3 separate regions of the Mus musculus genome follow, and all the other regions are linked to region 3. The links are chromatin loops, found by intact Hi-C in ENCODE. Cell type or tissue: heart. All regions are shown on one strand. Region 1 has its middle 9.4 kb from the start of Rbp7. Region 2 holds the start of Kif1b (kinesin family member 1B). Region 3 has its middle 6.2 kb from the start of Cenps.

The links. Peaks named below come from ENCODE experiments on the same cell type or tissue, not always from the same donor. Only the 100,000 strongest peaks of a DNase experiment are listed, where the experiment ranks them.
Region 1: it touches region 3 in a loop (2.5-fold over the local background); 8 of 42 quality-filtered maps call a loop at or near these places.
Region 2: it touches region 3 in a loop (2.5-fold over the local background); 4 of 42 quality-filtered maps call a loop at or near these places.

What each region holds. Positions count from the first base shown.
Region 1 is chr4:149,441,571-149,449,570 of GRCm38, forward strand. No RefSeq gene overlaps it. Among named protein-coding and RNA genes, the nearest start is that of Rbp7, 9.4 kb to the right of the region's middle. In heart, a CTCF peak has its summit at 3,884 (motif pointing left); DNase peaks (open chromatin) are centred at 1,035, 3,921 and 4,531; H3K4me3 peaks cover 1,533 bases; H3K27ac peaks cover 2,477 bases.
Region 2 is chr4:149,303,241-149,311,240 of GRCm38, forward strand. It overlaps Kif1b (kinesin family member 1B), which reads right to left and starts at 4,493. Exons shown (of 49, transcript NM_001290995.1): 1 at 4,189-4,493. In heart, CTCF peaks have their summits at 3,389 and 4,692 (motif pointing left); DNase peaks (open chromatin) are centred at 3,541 and 4,561; H3K4me3 peaks cover 3,001 bases; H3K27ac peaks cover 2,559 bases.
Region 3 is chr4:149,139,787-149,147,786 of GRCm38, forward strand. It overlaps the pseudogene Rpsa-ps12. Among named protein-coding and RNA genes, the nearest start is that of Cenps, 6.2 kb to the left of the region's middle. In heart, a CTCF peak has its summit at 4,808 (motif pointing right); a DNase peak (open chromatin) is centred at 4,815; H3K4me3 peaks cover 427 bases; H3K27ac peaks cover 799 bases.

The DNA.
Region 1 (8,000 bases), 300 kb after region 3:
GCTAGAGCTACACAGTAAAACTTTGTCTCAAAAACAAAACAAAACAAACAAAAACAGTCATGGTGGCCCATACCTCTAATGCTTTAATCCCAGCACTCTGAGGGCAGAGGCAGGATTGAGGCTAGCCTGGTCTAGAGAGGGAGTTTCAGGACAGCTAGGGCTACACAGAGAAAAAAAGAAAGGTGGCAGGGGAGGGAGGGAGGGAAGAAGGGAAGGAAGGAGGGAGGAAGGAAGGAAGGAAGGAAGGAAGGAAGGAAGCAAGCAAGCAAGCAAGCAAGCAAGCAAGCTAGCAAGCAAGCAAGCTCTGGCTGCCCTGGAATTCATTATCTAGACCAGGTTGCTCTCAGACTCAAAGAGATCCACCTGCCTCTGCCTCCCAAGTGCTGGGATTAAAAGTGTGAGCTACTATGCCCAGTAATAATTTTAATGCAAGAAAGAAGTTATTGAGCTAGACAGCAGTTATGGTTGACAACGTTGCAAGTGTATTTAGTGCGCTGAACTGTGTTCTTTGGTTGAAAAGGTCACTTTGGGGGCTGTAGAGATAGCCTAGCACTTAAGAGTGCTTGCTGCTGTTTCAGCAGACCCAGGTACAGTTCTCAACAGCCACATCAAGGGACTCACGGCTGCTGTCATATCCAGCCTCAGGAGTGCCTGACACCATTTCTGGCCTCTGTGGACACATGCACACACACACATCTACCACCCCATGTCCACACATATACATAAATTAATCTTTACAAAATAAAAAAAATGAAAGGCTAACTTTGTTTTTTCAGTTCTGGGCACCAAACCCAGGGCTTCACAAATGCTAAACCAGTGTCTCACCACCAAGCTGCTTCTAGGCCCTTAAATGGCCAATTTGATGCTATGTAGACTTTACCACCTTCTTTTTTATTTTTTATTTTTAAGTTCACTCACAGGGATGGGTACTGTCAAAAGCCAGAGACTGACAGTTGTTGGTCAAGACGGGAAGAAAGCCTCCCTGTGAGAATGTCCACTGGTAACATCAGCGTGGAGCATTTTGGCTGTTCTTCCACAGAATTACCACACGACCTAGGAATTCCACTTCCCAGCCAAAGGGATTGAGGTAGGAATTCCAGTGAGGTTTTTTTTTTTTTTCTTCACTATTTTGTTTGGCTTTGAGCCATATAGTGTTCCACCAGGCTGGCCTGAAACTTGATATGTAGCTCAGGCTGGCCTGAAACTCACTTATATAGCCCAGGCTGGTTTTGAACTGTGACATCCTTCTGCTTCAGTCAACCAAGGGCTAGATTGCAGTTGCTACATTCTAACACTTTCGCTCATAGCAACATTATTTACACAATGAACCAGAAAGCAATGGAAGAAAGGACAGACTGAATGTGGTCTAGCAACACAAGGACTAGTAATTCAGCCTTAGGAGCTGGAGGAGAGATGGCGTTGCAGTTAGGAGCACACACTAGTTCATCCATAGGACATGGCCAGCAGCTTACAACAGCCTGTAACTCCAGAGGGATCTTGTGCCTCCAGCCTCTGCCAGCCACTGTACCTGATGCAAATACCATCCCCAAGTACACAGAATTTAAAATAATAAATCTTTAAAAAACAATAAAAGAAGGCTAGAGAGATGTCTCAGTGGTTACAAGCACTGACTGCTCTTCCAAAGGTCCTGGGTTCAATTCCCAGGAATCACATGATGGCTCACAACCATCTGTAATGGGATCCAATGCTCTCTTCTGGTGTGTCTGAGGACAGCAATAATGTAGTCACATACATTAAATAAATAAATAAATAAATAAATAAATAAATCTTAATAGCATCAACAACAACAATAATAACAGCATGCACTGCTTTTGCAAGAGGACCAGGGTTCAGTTTCAAGCACTCACACTAGGCTAGGCAGTCCACAACCACCTGTAACTCCAGCTCCAGGAGGTCTTCTTGAACACCTGCACACATGTGGCATATACATGTGGCATACACTGACATATTCATATACTCATTAATAAAAACAAAATCTTTATGTAATTCAGTCTTAAAAAGAGAGGGAATTCTGACTTACTTGTCAGAATATTATATTAATAGTATGCGAAATAAGCCAGATACTGGGACTGGAGAGAGAGGCCTCAGTGAAAGCATGAGGACCAGAGTTCAAATCCCAAGCACTCACATAAAAGCTGGGTGTGGCCAGGTAGTGGTGGTGCATGCCTGTAATCCCAGGGAGAGAGCACTCTTCAGGTAGTAGTGGTGGCATAGCAGTGGGAACAAGATCCTTTGTTTTGGTTTGGTGCACTCTTTCTTAAAGATTTATTTATTATATGTAAGTACACTGTAGCTGTCTTCAGACACTCCAGAAGATCTCATTGTGAGCCACCATGTGGTTGCTGGGATTTGAACTCCGGACCTTCAGAAGAGCAGTCTGGTGCTCTTACCCACTGAGCCATCTCACCAGCCCTGGTTTGGTGCACTCTTGAGACAGGTCTTGTGTAACCTAGACTGACCTTGAGTTCCTTGCATAGACCTTGAGTCCTGTACTTCCTGGCTCACTATGTTGGGTTTTACATAAGTCTCTCCATACCTGGCAGTATAAATGTTCTTATTTATTTATTTCCTTATTTGGGGACAGTGTCTCTCTGTGTAGTCCTGGCTGTCCTGGAACTCTCTCTATAGACCAGGTTGGCCTCAAACTCACAGAAATCCACCTATCTCTGCCTCCCGAGTGCTGGGACTAAAGGCATGCGCCACTACACCCAACATTATGAATTTTCTTAATGTTCCCCATTTGGATTGTTCAAAGTGTCCAACATGGTCGATTTTATGTGGGTTTTTTTTTTTTTTTTTTTTTTTTGCTGTCTTCACTGCTCACCTGAACCCAGGGTCTCTGCATGCTAGCCAAGTGTGCTCCCATGGAGACAGCACATTTCCACTTTGGCAATACATCTCTAAGGCTTTATGCCACCCTATGTGTATTTCATTTGCACTTATTTATTTATTATTTGTGTGCACGTGTTAACACAGGTGTGGAGATCAGAGATGACCTTTGGGTCCTCTTTACAGGACTCTGTTCTCTCCTCCTATCACATGGATTCCAGATATCACAAACACAAGGCTTAGTGACAGGTGCCTTTGTGTGCTGTGTCATCTCCCTGACCCTGATATATGTATTTTTACCACAACTAAAAGAGAAAAAAAAAAAGCTGGGTGTGGTGGCCCATATATTTAATACCAGCAGTAGGGAGGCAGAGGCCAGTGGATCTCTATGAGTTACAGGAGAGGTCAGCCTGGTCTACATATTGAGTTCCAGGCCACAGCCACAAAGTGAGACCTTGTCTCCAACCCCCCTTAATCCCAGAAAGGATTTGTGTATGTGTGTGTATATATATGTGTGTGTGTGTGTACTAAGGCTAATTTTTAAACATTGTTTTTGTTTGCTTGCTTTTATTTAGTTTTTTTTTTTTAAGGCAAGATTTTCTCTATTCCTACTGGGTAGGAATAAGTAAAAATTAATTAAAACCAAGGACCAAGCGTCTTCTCGGCTTCCTCTCGGGTGTCCCCGTGTAGAACTGCAGGTCACCTCCCTAACCACAGACTTCCCATTGTTCTCCGGCTCCACAGCTCTCCTGCTCCCCTCGAGTCCAGGCTGAGGAGCTGGAATTCTTGATCCTCCCAGGAAAGCTGGCTCGGTTCAGATAACTTGCTGAAGCGGCGTCGCGAAAAGCCTCTTCTTTTATCCCTTAAAATCCGCCCTTTCTCCGTGTCATTACACCTTTGCACAGACAGCTCAGCCTGTGCTTTGGGGAAGGACCGAGCCTCCTCCGCGCCCCGCGGCTCTCCGCAGTCCTCATCCGACACGTGGCAGCCCTTCTCAGCTCTGCACAGCGAGGTCCTGCAGCCTCCCCCTGGTGGACGCTTCGAGTTGAAACTCAAAGTGGCCATTCGTTCCAGTCTGCGCCCCGTCAGGCCCGCCAGCTGGCGCCAGCCTGCAGAGAAGCAGCGGGAGCCATGGGAGGGAAGTTGCATCCAGCGCGCCTGGTGCAGCTGTCACGTCATTGCCTCCACGGAAGTCCTTCCTTTGGCTCCTCAAAGTGTTCGGTTATTTCCGGCATAAACTGTGGGGCTTAGGCCTCAGACTCTTGAATCCTAGTTTGTCTGATGTTCCCCTAAATCTTTACTGAGTCCACTGAGGCAGGATAGAAAGAAAAACCATCCTGATGTGGGAGATAAAAGGAGTCCCTAGTTGAAACCTCATCTTCTAGAGCCGCAGCACAATTAGCATTTGCTGTGAAGGTGGCCAACATAAGGTTATATATATTTTTTTTCCACAAAAAAATGTTAAAATATCAATGAATTGGGCTTAAAGCCTAAGGGTTACACTGTTTCTATGTTGGCCACCTGGCAAGGAATGTTAATTGTGTTTAGACTCCTGATGCTGTGATTTCAACCGGGATTCAGAATGCTGTCCCCACATCTGGGTGGTCCCACGCTTGAAAACCACGCTTGGCTCCCCGCCATCCCTCGATCTATTTATTCCATGGCTGAGCAGCCCCGCCCCTTCGCGGAGCTGCAGCCTCACTTCCGGCTTCCAACACATTGCTCTCTCCCAGTGGGCTTCCTCCTCCTTCAGCTGCTGGAGGCCGAATAGGTCATCTTACCACAGTCCTCACCTTGCATCCTGCTTGCCTTTCTCTCTAGTTATCTTGAACTGCGGATTCTTCATCTAAAATGGTTGTTTCTGCTCCAGACGGAGTTCTTAAGTGTTAAGGGGACTTGCCCTAGGGCTTTCTACCTGGACCTTCTTATCTGCATCTCCAAGAGTCTCCCCCACCAACAGTTCTACCTCCTCTCTGATCACGCAGATTCCCTAAGGCCTAGATTCCTTTTACTGTTGTGGAAAAATACCCTGAGGATAGCAAGGTAAAGGAGGAAGGCTTCATGCTGACTCACAGTCCCAGGTTACAGCCCTTCAAAGCCTGGAGTCTCCCAGCAGGGACTTAAGGACCTTTTGTTCAGTCCAGGCAATGGTGTCTCCCAGTTAAGGGCCCTCTGGTCTCCTCTCCTCAATTAACTAAATCTAGATAATCCCTCAGAGGCATGCCCAGAGCTTGTCTTGGGCTAGTCTAGCTCCTGTTAAATTGATACCCAACCTACATACATTCTTAGTGTGACCTTCCTTACTGTGCACTCACTGATAAGTGGATATTACCCCAGAAACTTAGAATACCCCAGATACAATTTGCAAAACACAAGAAAATCAAGAAGAATGAAGACCAAAGTGTGGATACTTCATTCCTCCTTAGAATAGGGAACAAAACACCTATGGAAGGAGTTACAGAGACAAAGTTTGGAGCTAAGACGAAAGGATAGACCATCCAGAGACTACCCCACCCCGGGAGTCCATTCCATAATCAGTCACCAAACCCAGACACTATTGCATATGCCAGCAAGATTTTGTTGAAAGGAACCTGATATAGCTGTCTCTTGTGAGGCTATGCCAGTGCCTGGCAAATACAGAAATGGATACTCACAGTCATCTATAGGAAGGAACAACAGGGCCCTCAATGGAGGAGCTAGAGAAAGGAGAAGCTAGAGAAAGTACCCAAGGAGCTGAAGGGGTCTGCAACCCTATAGGTGGAACAACAATATGAACTAACCAGTACCCCCAGAGCTCGTGTCTCTAGCTGCATATGTAGCAGAAGATGGCCTAGTTGGCCATCATTGGGAAGAGAGGCCCCTTGGTATTGCAAACTTTATATGCCCCAGTACAGGGGAATACCAGGGCCAAGAAGTAGGAGTGAATGGGTAGGGGAGCAGGGCAGGGGCAGGGTATAGGTAACTTTCGGGATAGCATTTGAAATGTAAATAAAGAAAATATCTAATAAAAAAATAAAGTAAAACAAAAGAAAAGGGGATACTGAATTTCTTTAGTCTGTGTGCTAATTAAAAAGCAACAACTAATCTACATGGTTTAAAACTAAATAAAACAAATAAAATCAAGCAGAAGAAAAATAATTTGAGAAGAGAAAAAGGATCCCAGTATCTGAATGGGAAGGCGAGAGTTGTAAAGAAGAAAGATAGGCAAGTGGTGACATGTTTTAGAAAAGACATTATGGGAAATGTAAATGAGTTAAATACCTAATAAAAAATGGAAAAAAAAAAAAAAAAAAAGAAAAGACATTATGTAACCAATCATTTTATACGTTGAATGTATAGTAAAGCATTTTATAAATTGAGCAAATAAATTATAGAGAAAAAAGATCCATGTGAAGTTCTCAAGTGTTGATGTTCATCTATTAGCACATAGGTACAACAACAGTGTATGTGTTGGTCTGAATACAAAGGTTGTAAAGTTCTAATTAAAACAGCAGAGCCGGGCAGTGGTGGCGCACGCCTTTGATCCCAGCACTTGGGAGGCAGAGGCAGGCAGATTTCTGAGTTCAAGGCCAGCCTGGTCTACAGAGTGAGTTCCAGGACAGCCAGGGCTAGACAGAGAAACCCTGTCTCTGAAAACCAAAAAAAAAAAAAAAAAAAAAAACCAACCAAACAAACAAACAAAACAGCGGCAATGCTTAAGAATGTTAATAATAAAAATACATATTTAAAAAGAAAAAAATGAGGAAGGTCTGACCTTCCTCTTTTTTTTTTAATTAGGTATTTTCCTCGTTTACATTTTCAATGCTATCCCAAAGGTCCCCCATACCCACCCCCCCCACTGACCTTCCTCTTAAAGAAGCACTGGGGACAGGTCTGACCAGTGTGTGCGTGCGTGCATGCGTGCACATATGCATGCCATAATGCTCATGTGGACATTAGAGAACAGCTTGTGAGGAATCAGTTCTCTCCTTCACCAAATAAGGACTGAATTCATACTGTCAGAGGAGGGCAGGGGCTTTTACCCACTGCAATCTTGCTGGCCCCGGATTTTTTTTTTAATATTTATTTATTATATGTAAGTACACTGTAGCTGTCTTCAGACTCTCCAGAAGAGGGAGTCAGATCACATTAGGGATGGTTGTGAGCCACCATGTGGTTGCTGGTATTTGAACTCCGGACCTTCGGAAGAGCAGTCGGGTGCACTGAGCCATCTCACCAGCCCCCCGGATTTTTATCTATGTGTTTGGAAATTTTGCCTGCCCGTATGTCTATGTATGTAAGCGGCATATGAAAAGCCTCTTCTTTTATCCCTTAAAATTTGCCTTTTCAGCCAGGCGTGGTGGCACACGCCTTTAATCCCAGCACTCGGGAGGCAGAGGCAGGCGGATTTCTGAGTTCGAGGCCAGCCTGGTCTACAGAGTTCCAGGACAGCCAGGTTACACAGAGAAACCCTGTCTCAAACAAAACAAAACAAAACAAAACAACAACAACAACAACAACAAGACCTCCTGGCCTTCCAGCTAAAGTGCTTCCTGTTGGCATGGGTATCAAGGCCACCTCTACAGCCTCACACCTGGCCAGTGCCACCACCTGTCCACCTTCAGAAGCTATTTTTGAAACCCTTCTCACTAGCCTTGGAGGCAGGAATTACATCCTGTTTCCCAGTGTGTACTCTGCACACGGAACCGGCTCTTGAACACTCCTTAAAATAATTGGTTGTGCCCCAGGCCTTTAATCCCTGCATTCAGGAGGCAGAGACAGGGCAATGTCTGTGGGTTCAAAGTTAACCTGGTCTACATAATGAGTTCCAGGTGAGCCAGGGTTACACAGTAAGAACCTGTCTCAAATACTATAGATAGATAGATAGATAGATAGATAGATAGATAGATAGATAGATAGATAGATAGATAGATATAGAGATATAGGTATCTATCTATCTATCTATCTATCTATCTATCTATCTATCTATCTATAATGTATACAGCGTTCTGCCTGCATGTATGTCTGTAGTTCAGAAGAGGGGACCTCTTATAGATCCTATTATAGATCCTATTATAGATCCTTGTGAGCCACCACATGGTTGCTGGGAATTGAACTCAGGACCTCTGGGAAAGCAGCCAGTGCTGTTAACCTCTGAGCCATCTCTCCAG
Region 2 (8,000 bases), 160 kb after region 3:
ACTCTAAATTACCAGGGTTTAAGATCAGAAGGCAAATTCGAGATCTGAAGGCAATGACATGTTAGAAGATGTGGCACAACAGTAACCAGAAAAGAACCCAGCCAGTGCTCGAGAAGTGAAGGAATTTTAAGGGAAGGATAGTTTTTAAAGAAGTTCAGCACAGTGGTCACTAACCCAGCTCTAGTCATGGTAGGGAAGTTTAGCAGGTTTCAGTTTCTTCACATGAGAAAGAGCTATAACAGTATGTACTTGGCATGGCTGTCTATGAATTTGGTTAATAAATGTGCTTACAGAAGAGCCTCCTGATATATAGAAACTGCTTAATATGAGCACAATGCTTTTCTCCTCGTTATTGCCGCTGCTACTGTTTACGTAGATAGTCACTGACATCTGCCGAGATGATGTGAAAAACCTGTATGAGGCTAGAGCCCTCGCTCAAGAGCACATTCCCTAGCTCAGCATATGCAAAGCCCAGGGTCCAGTGCCTAGCAACACAAAGATAACAATAAAATTTGAATGTGAGGGAAAACTGAGCCAAAAGATGCCCAAGTTACCAAAGGAGAAAATGACAGAAGTATGTAACTCAATGTCAAGCTCTGTTGTAAACATGAAAATTTTAAACTGTAAAATAAAATGGAAAAGCTTTATGGGGCTGGGGATTGGGTAGAGCACTTGCCTAACAAGTCCAGTCCTCAGCCCTGCCAACCAAAAAAAGGTTTTGTATCTAAGAAATAGTTTTCGTCTTTTAGTATATGTGCTGCCAACGCACGCATAGATGTTAGTCTTTTAACCTGCACCTCGTATGCAGCCATAAACAATCATAAGACCATTAATATTATACAGCATGAGAAAGAGAAAATCACAGACGCTTCCACAGCACAAGCAGCAGTGCACTAAGTGCATCAGAGGTAAAGGGAATATGCAACTGCAATGCGAAGGGAGTCTAAGAACAAATGGTAGGCCTTACAGTATTTTGGGATGAAGACCTGAGTCTCTCTGTGGGCTGGATTGACCTCTAACCACTATGAGAACAAACCAATCACTGAGCTCTTCACAAAAACAAAACAAAACAGAACAAAACAACCTCTGGGCAGTCCAAGACCCCTTCTACAAGCTTTCTTATCACAGCCACATCTGTTTAATGTCTTCTACCCTGCACCAAAATAAAGGTTCTAGAAGTATACATATTCACTCTCTTATGGAGTTCACACGTTTACCACTATCTGTTCACACAAGGCCTCTTCCAAAGAGAACACTGTGAAACAGGAACAATACACCTTTAACTTCAGGGCACTGTGAATTCTATCACATCAGTTTACAAGACCGAAGGGATATGCTTACTCTTGGGAAAGACTTGTTACAGTGAGTAGCCTGGGAAGGGGTTTACAAACAAGGCAGCAAGGGTTCATTGTTGACCTTTATTTTGTACACAGAACAAGACCAAAACAGAAAAAAAAATAGGCTAGAAAGCTTTGGCCTTGGGAACTGTTGACAGACTTTTCTTGGGCAATAATTTATTCCCTGCACTAATTTAGTAGAAAAAAAGAAAGTGCATTCATATCTGGTTTTGAAATGGAAAAGTCTGACCTATGCCTTAGAAACTGTACTTAATTGGATAAATTCTAGAAAAATATTCAATAGTGAAGACCTATGCAAACTCAAGAAATCTGTATTTAATCGGATAAATTCTAGAAATATATTCAACAGCAAAGACCTATGCAGAGTCAAGAAATCTTTCCTCCATTTCAGATTTATAATCAGGACTAATTTGTTGTTGTTGTTGTTGTTGTTTGAGACAGGGTTTCTCTGTATAGCCCTGGCTATCCTGGAACTCACTCTGTTGACCAGGCTGGCCTCAAATTCAGAAATCTGCCTGCCGCTGCCTCCCAAGTGTTAGGATTAAAGGCGTGTGCCACCACTGCCCAGCAGGACTAATTTTTTTCAAAAGCTTAAATTATATTTAATCTCAGTTCTTTACATGTACTTAAAGCTACTCCTTATTTTGATATGGAATCATAAACAAACATTCTGTATTTTTTTAATATTAATTAATGTACTGCCAACACCACTAACTTTAGTCTTGAGAAACAGCTTAGCAGTTAAGAGCACTGTTTGCTCCTGAGGGGGACCCTGGTTCAGCTCCCAGCACCCACAGAGTGGCTCACAATCACCTGTCACTCCAAGTCCAGAGGATCCAACCCTCATCTCTCCTTGGAGGGCACCACACAAGCACACAGTGCATATACATATACATGCAAGCAAAACACTCATACACATAAAATAAACAAATTAAAAAAAAAAACAAAATTAGTGTCTGTTGAAAGTTCACTGAGATTGCCTAACGGTAAAAATTATAAAAAAAAAAAAAATAGTGTGCTGATTTTTCTTAGAAATAGAAAAACATTGGAATTTGTTTTTGTAGTTATTCTTAAGTAGACAGATAATTAAAATAGGGGGAAAAAAGAACTTACGCATTTAAAAAAGGGAGCATGGATCGTGGGAGTCTAGCTCATTAGTAGACAGCTTGTCTAACATGTCTAAGACCCGAGCTAGCGCTCCAACTCCCTCCCAAAAACAAATATATATAATAAATGAAGTTTAAATTAAAGGGCATAAAGAAGGCAGGAGTCACACCATCTCTCCAGATCCTGTGCAGGATCAAAGTCTAGGAAAACACATTTACAGGCTCTCTCTGAAGCCAGTTATTGATCATTTCTAAATCTACTTTAAAACATCAAGATGAGTAATCTTCAAAGTCTCTCCTCAAATAGAACATTAACAACTTCAATTACTTCATAATCAATATCAACTACCACGCTTCTCAAATGAGAACGCAAGCTAAAATTTGGTTATGACTAAGCCGAATCCACAAAATGCCAACCTTTAAGTCCAATATCCACTATAATATCACTTTTAAACAGTTATTCAAAGCTGAACACCACTTTTCTCTGGGTTGAGACAGGCACATCATGACACAAAGCAGCATGCTTAGTGTTGGCAGAACAGCTGCTTGGACCAGAGAGAGCTACATAAGCAAGAGATCTGTTGACAATCTAAATTAGGCTACCTCCAGATTCCACAAAGATGACAACCTGCATCCTCCGAGATACTGCTGCAAGTCTTCTCTGCTACCAGTTTATTCCACTTTCCCTAATCTCTGCACGAAGAGATACTATGCAAATCTATGCACGCCATGCAATACGCCAAGAGCCTCCAATATGGTAAAGTGGCCTTAAACATCAACAGGCCTTCGAGGGCCAAAGCAGCGGTGGATTGCGATGATAAGGACAGAAACACAGAATTTCACCCCAACAAGAATGGAATCTTCAAGCCAGTTTACCCTGAAGGCTCATATAGCAATTCACCAAAGAGAAAAAGTGATTTGGGAGCTCAATTTTGCATTTCCAGTCGGTGAGGGTTTGCGTTGCATGAACAATGACTAGCTTGCTCTGAGTGGCCTCCCAACCCCCACAACTTGGCTTCTGGTGCGGCCAGTCACCCTGAAAGCTGCCAGGGCTGTCACTCGGTGCCTACCAGCAACCGGACTTGGCTCCTAAAGGATTTGTCAGATCATCCTCCCAATATGGCTGCCAGAGTGATCCTGGTCGGCTGAACGTCGAGCCCACACCAGCCTTCCTCCCATCTGGCCAGCATCCAACAAGCCCCCTCCCTCTGCATCGCTTCCTCCGTCCAGCCCTTGCGCCCTCCGCTCTGTCGGATGCCCTTTCCTACCTTCATCGGGCTCAGGGGCATTGCCACATTCCCGGTTGGAACCCTGATGCCAACCACAATAGGGGGTGAGAGAGCAGATGAGGGGGGAGAGATCGGCTGGCTCCTCAGAGCTGCAATGTGCGCACATACGGCGGGACAGCGACCGATCTGCTGGCCCGCGGACAGAGCGGGGCCTGGCAGCCCAGGGGAAGCGGAGGGCTGGTGCAGGGCACTGCAGGGGACCGGCAGGCCGCTGGACCAAAGCCCGGCGCTCGCGGCCGGCCGGCCAGGTCTCTCCACGGAGGGCGAGGCTCCTCACCGCGGAGCCAGAGCCCCGGCCGGCCGCGCCGCTTCCTCGCTTTGCCCCCTCCAGGCCCGTCACCGGCCGGGAGTCCCTCCCGCGGGAGCGGCCCCCTACACCGGCGCCGCGGCACCACCGCCCACCTCGCCTCGGCCGCCCCACCTCAGCCTCCTCACCTCAGCCGCGCTGCGGACAGACGGGCGAGCCGGCCGAGTCAGAAGACGCCGAGGCGCGCAGGGGCGCGGGAGGCCGGGCACCGACGCACCTCAGCGCAGGCAGCGGCCGCCGCGAGCCGCAGGGCGCCGCTCCGCAGCCCCATCACGCGGCCGCCCAGCTCTGCATCGAGGATTGGCGGGAGGCCGGGGCGCGGCTGTGGATGCGGCGGAGGAACAGAGAGAAGCCCGGATCCGAGCTGTCGCCTCCCGGGACCACTGCCGTCTGACTACACCGCGACGCTGCTCGCCAAACTCCGCCCGAAGCCGCCGGCGCGGGACACCGCCCCGAGCTAGAGCGCCGAGCGTCACCTCGGCCCGCCCAGCAACCGAGACCGACGCGGAAGGTGACCAATCGCGATGAAGACCTTGAGACAGATGACCAATAGTAAAGCGTGGCTGGAAGAGGGGGCGGGAGGTGCCGGCGGAGCGACGGAGACACTCGAGCGCCCCCTGGTGGTACGGGAGCCGATGCGGGTGCGGGTGCGGGCGTGCCTGGTGGGCGAAGCCGGTGTCCAGAGTTCCCTCCCGGGTGACCCCCGGAAAGGTGTTAGTGGGTAGCAGCCGCGCCTGTGTAGCCGAATGACCCGCTTCGTAAGGGGACAAAAAGTGGCTCAGTGACCGGGCGGGACTGGACGGTCCAGATGCCATCCGGAGAGCTGGGATTATGTGGGAGCGGCCGAGTGTGGAGTCATTGTCCGTTTAGAAAAACAGCTCAAACGGTGAAGCCACCGAGCCCGGCGCGGTGGGAACGGAACCACGCTCAGGCATGAGTGTATCCAGCAGAAAGCTTCCTAGCCTATTCTTGTCGAACCCCAGCACAACACCTCCCACACGCCACCTTGGGAGAAAAGGAGGAATGAGTAATGGGAAAGCATGACTTAGTGGGCATTCAGCGTCTCCTTGGGAGATGGCGTGCTGGTGTGAGCACAGGAACAAAACGCTTTGTATCGCGCCCAGTGAATGGACTGAGCGGCCTGAGAGAGATGCCCCTAGAGGGGGTTACCAGGGCTCATAAGAACACAAAAGCTCTATGAGCCATGTTTTTTAAAAATCAGATTTAGGTTCAGCTCAAATGAAAAGCCCCACAGACGTTCATAAGCAGCTCAATTCAGTGCTTAGTAAAATATCACAATGACAACCTGCCAATCACACTGCATTTTAAGGTTAGAGGATGTGGTTTGGATTTATTAGCAGAAATTGAAAGTAAGATTTTTTTTTTTCTCTCAACCCTGACTTTAATACAGAATTACTGGGTAGAGAAAGGCCTACACACTAAAACGTGAGAATTAACTTTCTACACTAACGACTCTGGGCAATCACCATGCCACTGAAGTTCCAGACTCCCACTATTCCACATTCATTGGACACTTCTCATTGTGTTTATTTACTTGTTTGTTCTTGTTTGTTCAAGACAGAGGGTCTTGGTAGCTCAGGCTCTCCTGAAACTCACCAAGCAGACAAGGCTGTCTTGAAACCTACAGAGAGATCTGTCTACCTCTGCTTCCTGACTGCTGGGATTAAAGATCCGTACCACTAAGCCCAGCTCTCATTTTCTTTAGAATGTACACTCCACCTTCCCACAAAAGGAGTTGATGTCATTTATTCTGAAACACACACAGAATAGAATTGCTTAAAATATTAGGAGCAACGATTTGAGTGGAAGGTCAGCCTGGGCTACATAGAGAAACCCTGTCTTAAACAAACCTAGATGGCTTAGTGGGTAAAGTGCTTCCGATGAGCTGAGGATCCCAGTGCGGTGTCCAGAGCCCGTGTCCAGGTGGATGGAGAGTGCCTGATGAACACAGTCATCTTCTGACACAGACACACCTTACACCCCCACTGTACCATAACAATAAAGTTTAACAGACATCAATAAAATACCTAAAGCAAGAAGTTGGCATGGAAGTGTGGCTAAGTGGGGTGCGCTTGTTTAGCATGTGGGAAGCCCTGACTTCCGTTCTTGAAATGGAGGAGGAGGAAGAAGAGGAGGAGGAGGAAGGAAAGAGGAAGAGGAGCTGAATCATCAGGGGTAGAGAAGCGCTGATGGATTTGCACAGGAGCAAGAGCTGCTGACATGGACACACTTACGTTTCAGAAAGCCAGGAGAAAGGTCTTCAACCGTCTCGCTATAAAGAAGGAGGCGCTAGAGAGATGGGTCTGCAGGGAAGTGTACTTCTTGCTATGAAAAGGACCAGAGCTCCCAGTACCCACATTTGGGCAAAGCACAACCACCTGTAACTCCAGCTCCAGGGGGCTCTGACATCTCCAAGGACACCTGCACTCCTGTGCACATGCCAACACATAGATAGACTCACACACACACACACACACACACACACACACACACAAGTTTTTTATTGAAAAGATAAATCTTTCTAAAATGTTTAAAGGATATAAATATGCTAAACCCAACTTAAACATTATTCAGTGTTTATGTGTCCAAACAGTATGCCATCCTCATTAATATATACAATTTTAATATCTTCATACATCATAAAGTTTTTCAAAAGAATTATCTATTTTGTGTATATGAGTACACTGTAGCTGTCTTCGGACATACCAGAAGAGGTCATCGGATCCCATTACAGATGGTTGTGAGCCACCATGTGGTTTCTGGGAATTGAACTCAGAACCTCTGGAAGAGCAGTCAGTGTTTTTAACTGCTGAGCCATCTCTCTAGTCCCATCATAAAGTTTTTTAAGCAAATAAGCTATGAAGAAAAGCCTGCTTGGGCCAGGAATGATGGGCATGCCAAATTCTCAGCACTCAGGAGACAGAGTCAGGAGGATCGCCACAAGTTGGGAGCCAGCCTGTGCTACATACGGAGTAAGCTAGCCAGGGGTACACGGTGACACCCTATTCCACAAAACCAAACAACCAATTAAACAAACAAAAACAGACTATTTCTGCTTGAAGAAGCAGAATGCAGAAAATGAGGAAGAATATCAAAAAACTAGAGTCCGGGAAATAGGCTACCTCTGAGCATGGGGCTCTCTCATGCCGCGGCATCCTGAAGGCCAAGACGAACCTGAAAGTGTGGTAGCATAATAAGCAGAGCTCCATCGAGTCATGGGAGACACCCACTTAAACCCAGGCTTAGTGCTGTGAGTTTATTAACCCCTAGATGGTTTGGACACTCGATGGATCTCAATCTAAAAAAGAATCTTCGTGGAGGTAGCAGGGTAGCAAAACCAGACCCATCAACAGAGGCAGATAAGACGGCTCTATACCACGAGGCCACATAGCCTGCTATGCGTACCTAGGCTTTTGATCCTCTGACAAATGAAGTCACCCAGCACAGTCATTAAGTTTCTCTGCTAACAGATTTTATGTAAAAGAACCTCTCTAAAATCACACGTTACTGTGAGAGTGAATTCAACATGGTCTGATGAGACTACCCCTGAAATTACAGTACAAAGAATGTGAGAGACAAACGCCCTTTGCCTCTAGTTAGCGTCTCCATAGCAGCACACAGACTAGAGCTCTGTTGTGTTTTCACGAGCATACACACACCTGGAACTGGAACAGAAGAACCGGATACGTACATGGGTGTAGGAGTATAACATATGACAGCAGCAACATGAGGAGTCAGTGGGCCAGTGTTAGCCCATAAATGATAATGAGGGATGCTGGGATAATTGATAGGATGAGACAGAGCAGACTCACTCTGGAGGCTGAGGAAAATCAGGAGTTCAAGATCAGCCTTGTGTTTGAGGACAACATAAGCTATATAAGATTACATCTCAAAAAGCAACAACTACAACAGAATGTGA
Region 3 (8,000 bases):
GAGCCAGGGGAGAGCAACCCCAGGGGCTCCTACCCCATTGGGTCTGGGGTAGCGATGATGGATTTTAGAAAGTGATAATTCAGTAGTATTGGAGGGGAGGCGTTAACAATGTGGAAGTTTGGGAGTGGCCCAGCCATTGAGCTGCTTAGGACATATTAAAAACAAGGCTATGTGGGTGTGTCTTTCATTCAAGAATCCACAACATTAGGCAGTACTGAGAAGCCCATGTGCTGGGGAGTTTAGAGCAGGATAACATTCTACCACTACAACAAATTAATTACGTAGGACCCATCAAATTAAAGGTCAATATGAACTGTTATGCCTAAAACTTCTTGAGTCAGAGCTGATCGTCGGGCAGCACTTCCTGCACCTGTGTATGAACTCACTGTGGTTCTTGTGCCCCCCCCCCATTTATAAGTGGACAGAGAAAGATGCCCAGGGCCATAGCCTCAGCTACAACCCTGATCATCAATATTAGGTATGCACTCAATAAACTATCCCTGTATGACTGAGATCAGTGTTTGTGTGCTCTCTGGGGTCACTCATGCACCTCAACAAAATCAGTCTTTAAAAAGTAAAATATAGAAGCCAGCTGGTGGCGCACGCCTTTAATCTCAGCACTCAGGAGGCAGAGGCAGGCAGATTTCTGAGTTCGAGGCCAGCCTGGTCTACAGAGTGAGTTCCAGGACAGCCAGGGCTACACAGAGAAACCCTGTCTCGAAAAACCAACAAAACAAAACAAAACAACCAAACAAACAAACAAAACAAACCAAGAAAAAAAGTAAAGGACAGAGCAGAGCTGGGCTGTGGGTCAATTTACAGAAGAACTGTTAACTCCTCCACAGTTACCTAGCAACAGTAAAGACCATAAAAAGGGCTGTTTAGCCCCACCTCTCTCTCTCTCTTACTCTCTTACACTCTTACTTGTCTCCCTCTTACCCCTTACTCTCACCCTCTCTCTCCCTTCTTTGTCTTCTCGCCTCTCTCCCTCTTACTCTTTTTCTCTCTAGCCTTCTCTCTCTCTCTCTCTCTCTCTCTTTCTCTCTTTCTCTTTCCCTGCATCTCTATAATAAAGCTCTTAAACCATAGACAGTCTCTGCTCATCAAGGCTGCGCGCACTCTCGCATTGGGAACCTCTTCCCTCTCTCCTATAACCCTGGTGGCTTTAGCAAAGCAGCTTCAGGGTGCCCAGGTAGGGCTGCCCCTGGCCACCCCCTGAAGAGTGGGACAGAGGAATGTCCACCTAGGGATGAGTAGAAGGTAGTAGCAGCCCTCCCATGCCTGACAGACCAGAGGATAGGTAAAACTGGCGGAGTGTGGGTCTCTTTCCCTTCCCCCTCTTCCCCGGGCCCCCTTTTTTAGTTCCCAACATTGCTGCAGTGTTCAGAGGCCCCAGCTTTGATCCCCAGCCTGTGAGGGTGGAAACAACCCAATGTGGCTCTTCCTCCCTCCACCTCTCCCTCTCTCCCTCCCTCCCTTCCTCCCTTCCCTCCCTCCCTCCCTCCCTCCCTCCCTCCCTCCCTCCAGTTGTTTCCCTCCTTCCCAACCCCACTCTCTCAGGCCCTCATTTACTCAAATCTCAGTTCTATGAGCCAAGGAATCCTTTGCTGCTTCGAGTAGTCAATGCTTGGAAAATTGCTCTCAATTTTTGTGCTAGTCCCAGTGTAAACAAACACAGTCTCCCCTGTGTCCTTAGCATCACCTTCACCATTGAGACACTCAACACCCAACCGTGGCTGAGAGAATCTACTCTTTCAGATCCCCAGCGTCATCTACTTCAAGGTCCAGCTGAGATTACTGAAGGCAGGTTTGAGTAGGATGACACACAGCCCATCCATCTGCCACACAGACGCCATAAACATCAGGAGCACGGGCAGGATCAAAGGTAGTGTCCGTGTACAAAGGCAACAGTGGGGCCATCTGGGGATGCAGAAGGAGTTCATTTTTTCCACCAATTAAAGAATTAAAAGGCAAAGTCAGAAGCCGGGCGGTGGTGTCACATGCCTTTAATCTCAGCACTTGGGAGGCAGAGGCAGGCGGATTTCTGAGTTCGAGGCCAGCCTGGTCTACAAAGTGAGTTCCAGGACAGCCAGGGCTACACAGAGAAACCCTGTCTCAACACAAAACAAAACAAAACAAAACAAAACAAAACAAACAAACAAACAAACAAAAGTCAGGAGTGGAATCCCACACTTGGTAGGCAGAGGCAAATGGATCTTTCTGAGTTTAAGGCCAGTGTGGTCTATATAGTGAGGCTGTTTGATAGAGAGAAAGAGGGGGGGTGGGGAGAAGAAAGGCAGGAGAGAAGTCTTGGGGGTCCTGTCCTGAGTCCTGCCAGAAAAGTTAAAAGATATCAGAAAAATCAAGCTTCCACTTAGAACCTCTTCTTCCTTCCTTTCTTCCTTCCTTCCTTCCTCCCTCCCTCCCTTCTTTCTGTGCGTTTTTTTTTAAAGATTTATTTCATTTATATGACTACACTGTAGCTGTTTTCAGACACACCAGAAGAGGGCATCGAATCCCATTACAAACGGTTGTAAGCTACCACGTAGTTGCTGGGAATTGAACTCAGGACCTCTTAGAAATGTAGTCACTGCTCTTAACCATTGAGCCATCTCTCCAGCCCTATAATAACTTTTTTTTTCTTTCAGCTTTTAGCAACTTTATTTTCCTTCCATCTTTTTTCCCTTTGCTCAGGCACCTGCACAGCCGCTCAGGACCACTCAGTGGTGGCTCCAACCCACTCAGTGGCCTGCGCTGTGGGAGCTGCTGACCAATCCTCAGTGGCTGGCTGTGCACTCCAGTCTTCCGTGGGGAACTGTTGGATGGGCACAGAGGGAACCTGCACACCCTCAGACCAGTCGGCCACCTCAGGCTGAGCAGCAGTGAACTCAGGAGCTAGTGCTGTCCACTCACCCTGGAATTCCTCCTTGGTCACAGCCTTCTCAGCAGCAGCCTGCTCCTCCTTCTCAATCTCCTCTGGGTCTCTGTGGAAGTAAAGATCAGGCATGATCTCCCAGGGGTGCTCACGGGAGATAGTACCTCGCATGCGGAGTACTTCCCTGGCCAGCATCCACCACATCAGAACCACTGAGTGAGCTCCCTTGTTGTTGCATGGAATGGCAATGTCCACGTAGTGCAGGGGAGAATCTGTGTTACACAGAGCAATGGTGGGCAGGTTGACATAAGAGGCCTCTGTGAGTGGCTGGTGGTCAGCCCTGGGATCGGTCACCACTAAAAGCCGTGGCTCCCTGAAGGCTGCTTGGATCTGGTTAGTGAAGGTCCCAGGTGTGAATCGGCCAGCAATCGGAGTGGCTCCTGTGGCAGCAGCAAACTTCAGCACAGCTCGCTGGCCTGTGTTCCTGGAGGAGATGACGCTGACGTCAGCAGGGTTCTTGATGGCAACAATAGCTAGCTCGAGCTGCGAGCAACAGCTTCTCCCAGGTCCTCTTCAGGTTTATGATGTAGATATTGTCACTTTTCCTTTGGTAGATGTACTGCTCCATCTGAAAGTCAAGGTTGGTGCCACCTAAGTGGGTTCCCGCAGCAAGGAATTTGAGGACATCCTCCTCCTTCATCTGCAGGACGTCAAGGGCTCCGGACATTGTGTAAGTTTCCCTTTAAGTTACGATGGGAATCAAGAACAACGCCGTATAGACCCGTCCCCGGGTAGCGCAGAAAGCCTATAATAACTTTTAAAAGCAAAGCTATGGTTGCCATTTCTTGGTACAGGCAGTACAGTACAGTAACCATTTGTAGTTAAGGTTTCAGGTGGGGCATAGAGCACTCCTTGAGAAACAGATTAAATGGTAAACAGGAATGAACCTCAGTTGCCTTTACTATAAAATGTCTTTTAAGCCCAAGATGGAGGCAGGCTGGTTTATCATCTACAAAGACAGAGCTTTTCTAAAAGAACAGGGAAGCCTGAAACACCCGAGTTAGGCTCTGCCAGCGCCAGAAAGAGGAAGACAGAAGAGAAGAGAACAATTCTGAGGGAGGAGTCAAGAAGGGGACAGAGGGCAGGACACCCTGGCAGCAGTAAGAGTGGCGCTAGGGAGCAGGAATCCCGGCCAGGAAAAGCCTTAAGGTGAACTTGCCTCCATAGGAGTGTCCCCTGGCAGGTCCCTGAGCTGTCCCACTGTGTCAGCCCTAAGAGAGGAGACAAGGGTCTGTCTCCACCTAGAGCTAGACTCCATTCTCCACAGCAGCAGGACCCCAGATCATTAAGTTTGATCATCCATGTTTTAAGCCTCTGGAGGTCTTCTCTTTTTTTGTTTTTTTGTTTTGTTTTGTTTTGTTTTGTTTTGTTTTTTCGAGACAGGGTTTCTCTGTATAGCTCTGGCTGTCCTGGAACTCACTCTGTAGACCAGGCTGGCCTCGAACTCAGAAATTCGCCTGCCTCTGCCTCCCGAGTGCTGGGATTAAAGGCGTGCACCACCACCACCCGGCACCTCCGGAGGGCTTAATCACTCCAGTCTCCCCATTACCTCAGCAGCGTCTCCCTATGAAAATCATCTACATTGCCAGGATGGTGGTGAACACCTTAGGCTGAGGCAGGGAGATAGTGAGCTCAAAGCCAGCTCTGGCTACCTGAGCAAAATGGTCTCAGAAAGACAAAATCAGTGACTATCACCTCTCAGCCAGTCCCACTCTGTGTCCCCTACATGCTATCTCGTGTTGAAGCGGTCAATTCCCAGGGCTAGTGAACATTACTGTGATGACCTGTGGAAATTGAGAGTATAAAACTCTGAAGCAGCTTATTGCAGGATGCTGGCCCACTTTCCAACTGATGGCCCAGGATCCCAGAATGGCCACTAGGTGTCACCATTGTTCCACTGTGATCAAAGTTGGGGCTGCCCGGTATTTGTAGTTAGCAGAGAGTGCTGGCTTTGTTCCCTCATGATCCTAGGCGCTGGCTTTCTGTCTCATCTGCCTATGTGAGGCCCACTTCACAAGGAGAAATAGCTACAGGGACAAAAGAGTTCTTCACAGGATTAAACTGCTTGCAAGTGGGTAGAGGCCAGATTTGCTCCTGAAGAGCCAAGCTCTTATGTCCACCTTCATAACCTCTGCTCACTTCCCAGCATCCTTAGCACACGTAAGACACTAAAGACTTCCTGAGCCCCTTTTAGCTGCATTAACAGGAAACCGCAAATATCAGCTCAATTAAACCTCTTTTTTTTTTTTTAATTGGTTTTCCCGTACACTGAACTGGAAAGTACGGATTTGAAAAGCAGTCTCCATTAACAAATAGCAAGTCAGGATTTCCTGCTTGTCTCTCTCACCACTGGGGAAATGGCACCTAGCACATAGTAGGTGTACACTTCTTGTGACAAACGACTGAGAGGCATTTATGTACAAATATCTGGTTTGTACATAAGGAGAGGGCCGTCTCATTGTCCGGCCCCTGGCATCAGATTGCCGGGATTCAGGCTCCTGCTATGTTGGTTGGACAGCTTAACCTCTTCTGACCCATCTGACAGTCTGAGATGATGAGACCGCTGAGTTCAGAGAGAGCAAGAGGACTAACCAGTCACTCAACATGTGGAGCACTTAGGCCTGACACACACTGTCTTACATATGTGACCTCAGGAAATCCCAGATGAGGCACACATTCCCCATCTCAGCCACATATCCAAGTTTCCTCTCTGGGAGAGGTGTGTTTGGCAAGTGGTATTTTCTTTCTCTTTCCTTTCTTCCCTTCTTTTTCTGAAACAGGGTTACTCTGTGGTCCAGGATAGACCCAAACTGGGGGATCCACCTGCCTCTGCTTCCCCAGGGCTGGGATTAAAGGGTTTACCACTGCTACCTTGCTGGCCGGTGGGATTTTCTGAAGATTGCAGAATGTGTGCTATTGACAGGCACTTCTGGTCTGAGATTGTCCAGTTATCACCTCTCTCTCTCTCTCTCTCTCTCTCTCTCTCTCTCTCTCTCTCTCTCTCCCTCTCCTCCCTCTCCTCCCCCCTCTCTGTTTTTGTTTTTGTTTTTATTTGGCTTGGTTGGTTTTTTGAGACAATGTTGTCTCCTGCACCTCAAACTGGCTATATAGCTCAGGGTGATCTTAAACTTTGGGTTTTTTTTTTTTTTTTTTTTTTTGGGTGTTTTTGAGACAGGGTTTCTCTGTGTAGCCCTGGCTGTCCTGGAACTCACTCTGTAGACCAGGCTGGCCTCGAACTCAGAAATCCTCCTGCCTCTGCCTCCCGGGTGCTGGGATTAAAGGCGTGCGCCACCACGCCCGGCAAACTTTGCTTGTTAAAGATTTTCTTTTATATATATGGGGGTTTTGCCTGCATATATGTGTGCCTTGTCTGTTTGCCTCTGACTCTGTGCCATGGAGGTCAGAACAGGGCACTGGATTCCCCAGGCTCACACATACCTTTTCATACCAGCACTTGGGAGGCAGAAGCTGCCAGAACTCTGTAAGTTCAAGGTCAACCTGGTCTACTGTGTTCCAGACAACCCAGGAGTTACACAGTGAAACCTTGTCATTTAAATAAATAAATAAATAAATAAGCAAGCAAGCAAGCCTAGGCTAGGAGGCCACAGGCTCTGGGGAAAACCCACCTCTGTTGTTTTACTAAGTAAACATGTGGAAAACCTAAGTATTTATGTGTATTCCCATAGGCTGCGATGCTCTCGGCCTTGGCCGAACAGGCTTCTTCGGCAGTGCGCAATTGTGGGATTGCGAAAGGCGGCCTGTTTTCTGGTTCTGTTTTCTGGAGCTAGGTTCAAACTCCAGAGACCCCGCAGATTAATCTGCAAGGGACAGAAGGCCCGTTTGCCATGTTCCCAGACATGGGCTCCTGGCAGGAGAACCCAGCTCCGTAATTCTGTGGCCATCAGTCATGTAGGCTGCCTTGACTCCACCCTCACAGTTACCTGGCAACAGCAAGGTAGCCAAGTCCACTATAAAAGGAGCCTCTTGGCCCCTCCTCTCTCTTGCCTTTCTTGCTTCTCTTACTTTCTCCTTAGCCCTCTTGCTCTCTCTTCCCCCTCTCTCCGTGGCCATGGCCGGCCTCTACTTGTCTACTCTTCTCTCTCTCTCTGCCTTTCTACAATGAACACCTTGAAACCATGGACTGCCTCTTCTCATCAGGATCCACTGGGCTAAAGCAATGGAGCAGTTTCACTCTAAAGGCCTCTAACCTCCCTCCAGGAGGCCTCCCTGGGCTCTAGCCACAGCCGCCAGCCAACCCAAGCCGCCCGAGCTAGAGCGAGCCAGATTCTCGCCTGCCCAGAAACCACCCAGAGCCTCCCCCCACCCCCGCCCCTTCTCCCTTCGGTCCTGGGGCTGACAGAGCTGCCCCCCCAGGACCCTCACTTTGTTCTCAGCTCTTCCGCGACATCCAGCGGTGTCTGGGGTGTCTGAGACTGAGAACCTGTTGTCTCTGGCCTCCGTGAGTCCCAGAGACCCCAGAGCTGACTCTCCCAGTGGTCAGTGGTGCCAGACTGTGCCTCCCCCGCCTCCCAGTGGGGTCCAGTGGCCTAACACTGCCCGACACCCGTCCCGCTACGGTTCCGTGGGGTCCCCAGGCAGTCTGCCCGTCCAGAACCCCACCGCTTTGGTGGGACTCGAGTTATCTCTCCCACGACCTTTATTTCCCCCACGCCCTATTGCCCCGCAGGCAGCAGTTAATTTAGAGATTCCTAACTAGCAAAGAGTTACTGTAGATGTGGTATGGCTGTACATCTCTAACCCTAACCTCAGGAAGTGCAGGCAGGAAGATAAAAATAAACTCAAAGCCATCCTCAGCTCCATTTGTGAATCTGAGGCCAATCTGGACCACACGCTACTGTCAAACAAACAAAATAGTTTCCTGATCTCAGGTGGTCAGCCTGTCATCCCAGCGCTCGCTTGGGAAGCAGAGGCAGAGTGAACCAGAGTTCTAAGTTAGCCTGGCCTACATAAAAAGAGACTGAAAAAAAAAATTAACAAACCAGAAAACCCGCCCCTCCCCATCCCCCACCGCACTTCCTTCTCTTCGCTGGCTTGTATTGCAGGT